2 separate regions of the Homo sapiens genome follow, and region 2 is linked to region 1. A link is a contact called in ENCODE Hi-C data. All regions are on one chromosome and are shown on one strand. Each heading gives the region's core, a stretch centred on a gene start or an enhancer-like site at or near the end of the contact. The rest is flanking DNA. Distances are from core to core; before and after follow the strand shown. Region 1 holds the start of LEO1 (LEO1 component of Paf1/RNA polymerase II complex). Region 2 holds the start of MYO5A (myosin VA).

The links. A loop is a pair of places that touch in the nucleus more often than their neighbours do. Pooled maps may share reads with other maps.
Region 2: a loop to region 1 is called in a pooled map, with 4 times the contacts of the local background. The contact joins the promoter of MYO5A here to the promoter of LEO1 in region 1. A Hi-C loop is called at or near these places in 5 of 50 pooled maps.

What each region holds. Positions count from the first base shown.
Region 1 is chr15:51,970,133-51,973,412 of GRCh38, reverse strand. LEO1 (LEO1 component of Paf1/RNA polymerase II complex) reads left to right here and starts at 1,635. Exons shown (of 12, transcript NM_138792.4): 1 at 1,635-1,725. The coding sequence starts at 1,668. It also overlaps a transcript of MAPK6 not described here. RefSeq lists enhancers at 1,366-1,941, 1,589-2,118, 1,942-2,518.
Region 2 is chr15:52,526,850-52,530,129 of GRCh38, reverse strand. It overlaps MYO5A (myosin VA), which reads left to right and starts at 1,250. Exons shown (of 42, transcript NM_001382347.1): 1 at 1,250-1,350. The coding sequence starts at 1,324. RefSeq lists a silencer at 721-1,600.

The DNA of each region.
Region 1 (3,280 bases), core at 386-2,885:
CTATGATGGCGCCACTGCGCTCCAGCCTAGGCAACAGAGACACTGTATCAAAAGAAAATAAATTTAATCAAAGTACTTTTCAGGGACAGTACTCTAAATGAAAATGAAACTGAATCACTGTCAAATGGAATACTTGTTTTTCCAGTATTCCAGATAGTTTTCAGGTTATCTATGTATCTTCTCTTGCAACATCCGCTTCATACACAAAAGCTCTAGGATTGATGATTACATACCCAGTCCCACCCATTTGGACCCTGTTAAGCACTGAAGTTTACTACAAAAATATATATCATATAATCTCCAAACTAAATATTCATTGTTGCTTGTCCAAGACCAAAACTCTCATAATGGCCTAATTAGGTAATGTAACACAGGATGTACTCTTTTCTCACTTTTTCTTCTAAGAAACAGAGCCTTACTCTGTCACTCAGGCTAGAGTGAAGTGGCGTGATCATAGCTCACTGCAGCCTCCAACTCCTGGGCTCAAGTGATCCTCCATTCTCAGTTTCCTGAGTAGCTAGGGCTACAAATGCATGCCATCATGCCTGGCTAATGTTTTTATTTTTAATTATTTTATTTTATTATTATTATTTTTTTGAGATGGAGTCTCGTGCCCAGGCTGGAGTGCAGTGGCGCGATCTCGGCTCACTGCAAGCTCCGCCTCCTGGGTTCACGCCATTCTCCTGCCTCATCCTCCCTAGTAGCTGGGACGACAGGCGCCCACAACCACGCCCGGCTAATTTTTTTTATTTTAGTAGAGACGGGGTTTCACCGTGTTAGCCAGGATGGTCTCGATCTCCTGACCTCGTGATCCACCCGCCTCGGCCTCCCAAAGTGCTGGGATTACAGGCGTGAGCGACCGCGCCCGGCCAAAAAAATGGTCATTTAAAGCTTAAAAAAGCTGTTTGTTAACATGTATATTATTTTTAAATGAATTAGTAACTTAAAAATTTATTACCGTATTAGTAAGAATACAGTAAATATCAATACCCGTACCTGTAATCCCAGCACTTTGGGAGGCCGAGGCGGGCGGATTGCCTGAGCTCCTGAGTTTGCGACCAGCCTGGGCAACACGGTGAAACCCCGTGTCTACTAAAATACAAAAAATTAGCCGGGTGTGGTGGCGGGCGCCTGTCGTCCCAGCTACTCGGGAGGCTGAGGAATTAGAATTGCTTGAACCCGGACAGTGGAGGTTGCTGTGAGCCGAGATCGCGCCACTGCACTCCAGCCTGGGCGACTGAGCGAGACTCCGTCTCAACAATTTTTAAGAGGGTAAAGGGGTTTGGGATGAAATAACTGGAGAACAGCTGCTCAGTAAGAAACAAAGGGCTTCAATCCTGACTCGCGATAGGTTTAATCCAGCCAGAGGCCCTTCCCCAGAGAGCGCCAGTCACCGCCCACCCCATCCACACCCGCAACCGAACGCAGGACCCCCCCGCCCCCTGGTAAGAATCCTGGCAAATAACAGATATTGACGAAATGGCCGGGCTTATATACCATGCATACCCAGGCGAGAACAGGTTCACTGGGCGAGCGAAAACTAGGTCACGTAAGGAAAGGAGTGTCTTCGGCGAATCTTTGCGACACTGTCGTGTTTCAGTGGTTCCGTGCCGTAAAGAGAGGCCGGGAGCTGCCCCTAACCGAGGCAGCAGCGGACGTGAGCGATAATGGCGGATATGGAGGATCTCTTCGGGAGCGACGCCGACAGCGAAGCTGAGCGTAAAGGTGGGTTCGCTGGTCTTCGGAGGATGGGTGCGTGGCAGGCCTTCCGCTGTGGGAGCCGGACAACCGTGGAGGCTCCAGCGCCGCGGGCAAGAGGTGGCGTTTCCTCCACTCCTGCCTCAGCGCCCCCTGCACTCCCGGAGGTGCCATCCTCCTCCGGCGGGCAGGATGGAGAGTCAGACAGTCTGCGCCTCGAGGCTCTGGGTGTCGGTGGAGCAGACGGTTCCTGGGAGCTTGTGGAGCGAAAGGGGCGCGGGGCATGGGTGGAAGTGCAGGCGAGCCTGCGCAGCGCGGGTAGGAACGTTGGAGTCCTGTTCCGCCTTGCCTTGCACAGGCCAGCGTAGAGTAAGGGCTGTTTTTGAATGAATGGAAATGAATGCAGGAATATGGGATGGGGTGGGCGAATTTACAGAGGGCCTCAGAATGCCGTCTTGAATGAAACCAGAGCATGGTGTGATAGGGAGCTTGAGATGTCTGGATGACGAGTCTGGGACGGATAATGGGATGGGGTTACAGATAGATGTTTCACATAGGAGAGAATGTGTTCTCTAAGAGCTTGTGCAGAAACTCCAGAATTTCCGGAGTCTGTGATGTTAGATTGGGGAGTGCATGGGGTCTGTGTACAGAGAGGAGGAATGAAGGATTTGTTGATGAAATGAATGAATTAGTGTATGTGCATGCTGCTTGGAAGTTATTTCTGGCACAGGATTGTGGGTGTTTTTTTAAAGTTTACTTTTTTAGAGACAGGGTCTCACTGTGTTGCTCAGGTTGGCCTTGAACTTCTGGGCTCAAGCCATCCTTCTGCCTCAGCCTCCAAGTAGTTGAGACTACGGGCACTTGAAATATGAATAGGAGCTATTTGAAGTGAGAACCCAAGACCAAGTTCAGAATTCTTGCAACCCTCTAGGCTCCAAGTAAAGTGAGTCTCTTGTAGACAACATATATCTAGTTGTTATTTTCATCACCCCCAAATAAAACACTGTTCATAAAGCACTTACTCCTCATATGCTCCTTCCTCCAACCCCTGTCTGCTATTGTTTCTGTACTTATCTGTTCTGGGAATTTCATATAAATTGAATCATGCATTGTGGTCTTTTGTGTCTGGTTTCTTTTACTTAGCATAATGTCTTCAAGGCATTGTAGCACATATCAGTACTTTATTCATTTTTAATGATTTAATAATATTCCATTGAATGTGCACACCCTAAATTTGTTAATCCATTTATCTGTTGATGGACATTGGGTTGTTTGAATAGTGCTACTGTAAACATTCCTGGTTCCGGCAGGCGGATTTGCCTGAGCTCAGGAGTTGAAGACCAGCCTGGGCAACATGGTGAAACCCTGTCTCTACTAAAAATACAAACTGTTAGCCAGGTGTGGTCGTGCGTGCCTGTAGTCCCAGGTACTCAGAAGGCTGAGGCATGAGAATCACTTGAACCCAGGAGACAGAGGTTGGCAGTGAGCTGAGATTGCATCACTTCACTTCAACCTGGGTGATAAAGTGAGACTCTGTCTCCAAAAAAATAAATAAATTCATGTACATGTTTGGGTGCCTGTT
Region 2 (3,280 bases), core at 1-2,500, 560 kb before region 1:
AGGCAGGGATTAAACAAACAAAAACAGCAACAACAACAACGACAACAATAAAGAATGAAGATTATTCAACCAGAAACGACAATGAGGGTGGGGAGAAGATAGAGGATGAAGACAGCGCAGGGTTGGGAGTAGAAAGACCACATTCTTGTGCTGGATGTTCAAGGATCACCGTGAGGAGAGTGAGGGCGGCTTTGCCCTTTTGATGTTGAGTTAAACTGTAATACAGATTTTCCATGTAAGTACTCCGTCATTTTCAGGTGGCAACCGGATAAACTTCAGGTGCCACCATGGAGCCGACAATCACCAGCAGCGAACAGGACGGGAAGAAGGCTGGGACAGAAGGGTAGTTGCATCTCCGCAAACGCACAGGTCTAGGAAAGAGGCACCTGGGCTGTCCCCGGGCTATCTCGTTTCAAAGTCACTTAAGTTTCTGTAGCTTAGAAGCGGCCCTTGCCCTCTGGTATCGGGAGACGACTTTGCTGCAGACATCGAGGTGCTCGGAATGACCTTGGTGATCAACCTTAACCTGAAATTCCCGGTCCTGCATTGCCCATCTCCCGGGTCACTGCTGCTGACAAGGCTCTTCTACAGTCCTGGGTTATTCTACAGTCTTTCAAGAGGGCTTCCCCTAAATCCTCTCCCTAGGAATGCTTGGAAGGACGGGAGGAGCAGCCTGGAGGCTCCCATCGTTTATTCGGACACAGTAACAGCCCGTGCCATGGCTGCGCTACCGCGGGAGCTAGGCTCCGCAGCAGAGGGCCCCGGGCTCGCTTCGGGGTGGGGGCGCCCGGGGTGTGCCGCGCCCTCGGGGCTCACGTCCCGGGCGGGTTTCCGGGCCTCGGCAGGGCGCGAGGCGGCGGCGGGGCCGGCTGGCAGGCTGATGATGATGATGCTCTGTGCTCGTAGCCGATGGGAGGCAGCGTGAGCCCGAGAGAGCCCAGAGCAGCCGCGGTGGCAGCGCTGGAGCGCAGCCTCCTCCCGCTCCCATAATGCACAGGGCGGCGGCGGTGGCGGCGGCGGCAGCGGAGGCAGCATCGCGGGCCGCCGAAGTGGCTGCGGCGGCGGCGGCGACCCCTAGGACCCCGGGCAGGTGGAGCGCTCGCGGCTGCTCGCGGCGAGCCCGGGAGTGATGGCGAGGCCCCTGCGGGCGGCCAGCGCCTGAGGCGCCCCGCCCCGCCCCGCCCCGCGCGGCCCTCCCCGCCCGGCCCTGCCCTGCCCTGCTCCCTGCCGGCGGCTGCGGGCGCTTCCTAGTCCGCTCGGGCGGCCGCCCAGGCGAGGTGCGGCCTCCGCACAGGCGGGGGGCGTAGGCGCGCGGGGCCCGCCATGGCTGCGTCGGAGCTCTACACAAAGGTAAGGCACCCCGCGGCCGGCGTCGAGGACTGGGGCTGTGCGGCCCTCGCCGCCAGCTGTCAGGCTGGGGAGGGGGCGGGAGCGCCGGGCCCAGGCGAGCCCCACCAGCGCCATCCCCTTCAGCGCCTCAGAACCCTCGGCCCTACCAGCCGGTCGCCCGCTGCGGCACCTTCCTCTTTCGGGCGAGATGGTGAAGGCGGCGGAAGGTGGCCCGCCTCGGGGGTCTCCCAGGCCCCTGCCGCGCTGCTCGAGCTGGGGGCAGAGCGGGCTTCGGAGTGGAAAGGGGGCCCATGTGGATTTAGCAGGGCGGGCGTGCCTCCCCTCCTGCTTGGCTTTGGAAAATTCCCGGCGGGTGGGAGATGCTTGCTCCAGTAGATCGGATGGGTTCTCTCGTGGGGACACGCGCTTAAAATAACGTCTTGTGTTGGTATGCAGTGCCGCTTCTACCGCCAGCTAGCCTTTCTGTGAGGTTATTTTGAATCCTGCAAACGGTGGCCGTATCACCTTTAGCTCCCCAGTTTAGCTGCGCTGGGGGTGGCGAGCCCCGGGGAAAGATGCTGCCGGATGAACGCGAGCTGATTCACCGGCTGGGAGGGTCGGTACTCATTTATCGCTGGGAGTTTGCAACCTGCGTGTAATCCCGCAGAGCCTTGTTAGGCTCCATGTCTTTACCATCCTCTGGGGCAAGCCTTTCCCTTCTGGGTTTGGTTTAAGGGAAGTGGCAGTCTTTTCTTAGACTGACATCAATATACTCAGGGTCTGGCGATCTCTGAATGACATATTATGGAGAACTGTCACTTGAGTGCTGCGCAGATTTGTGATGACCTTTGTGAATATATGTAATCATGGCATTTTATACTGTACACTCATGTGTAGGTAGATATTTTGCCAGATATTGATTACTTCTACATGCAGTTAATAGAGTTGCCTTTTCACATTAGCTTTTGCAACAGAACTTTCATTTAGGGTCCTGTAATCACTGGAATCATTGTTTCCAAATGTCACTGAAGTCCAGGGCCCAAGTTGCAGTGTGTTTTGTAGAGGAAAGAAGACTGGGCATCAAGAGACCTGGATTCAAGCCGGGACTTACTAACTGTGACCTTGGACAAGTCACTTAACATCTCTGGTTCGATTTCCTAATGAGTAAATGCAGTTAATTATACTTGCCTTGCATCCCTTACAAGCTGTTGTGAGAATCAAACTTAATAATCGTTGTGAAAGCTTTTTGTAACCTATGAATTTCTCTGCAAATATGAGATATATGATTAATTTCTTCAACCATGAAATGAGCTTGCATGAAACATTGTCTGAGACCTCTTTCTTTCTAGTTTTAGATTTAACGACTGTACAGTTGGAACTTCTCTCTCAACCTGGTAATTTCTTTAGGCATTGTAGATCTCTAACATATGAACGAATGCAATTGGAAACTGATTAAAAGTAACTTAAACACTTAATATGGTGCTTGCTATGTGCCAGGTACTGTTTTAAGCGTTTTAAAAATATGAACTCATAATCCTCATAAGGAACTTATGAGGTCGATATTAAGAAATATCAAAATCATTTTCACATGAAGAGATAATCAGTCTGTAAACATTCCTTGGTTACTTTGTGTAGCCCATCCCCTCCACTTCTACATCAAGTTTGTCCAACCCGCAGCCCATGGGCCGCATGTGGGCCCAGGACGGCTTTGAATGTGCCCCAACACAAATTCATAAACTTTCTTAAAACATGGGTTGTTGTGTTTTTTTTGCAATTTTTTTTTTAGCTCATCATTTATCATTAGTGTATTTTATGTGTGGCCAAAGAAAATTCTTCTTCCAGTGTGGCCCAGGGAAGCCAAAAGATTGGACACCCTCCGTTCTATATGGTGAGCAGTCATCTTTGAGTCACCTAATAGTAGGCTGCTTAACTAGAGACTGAGTGGATAATA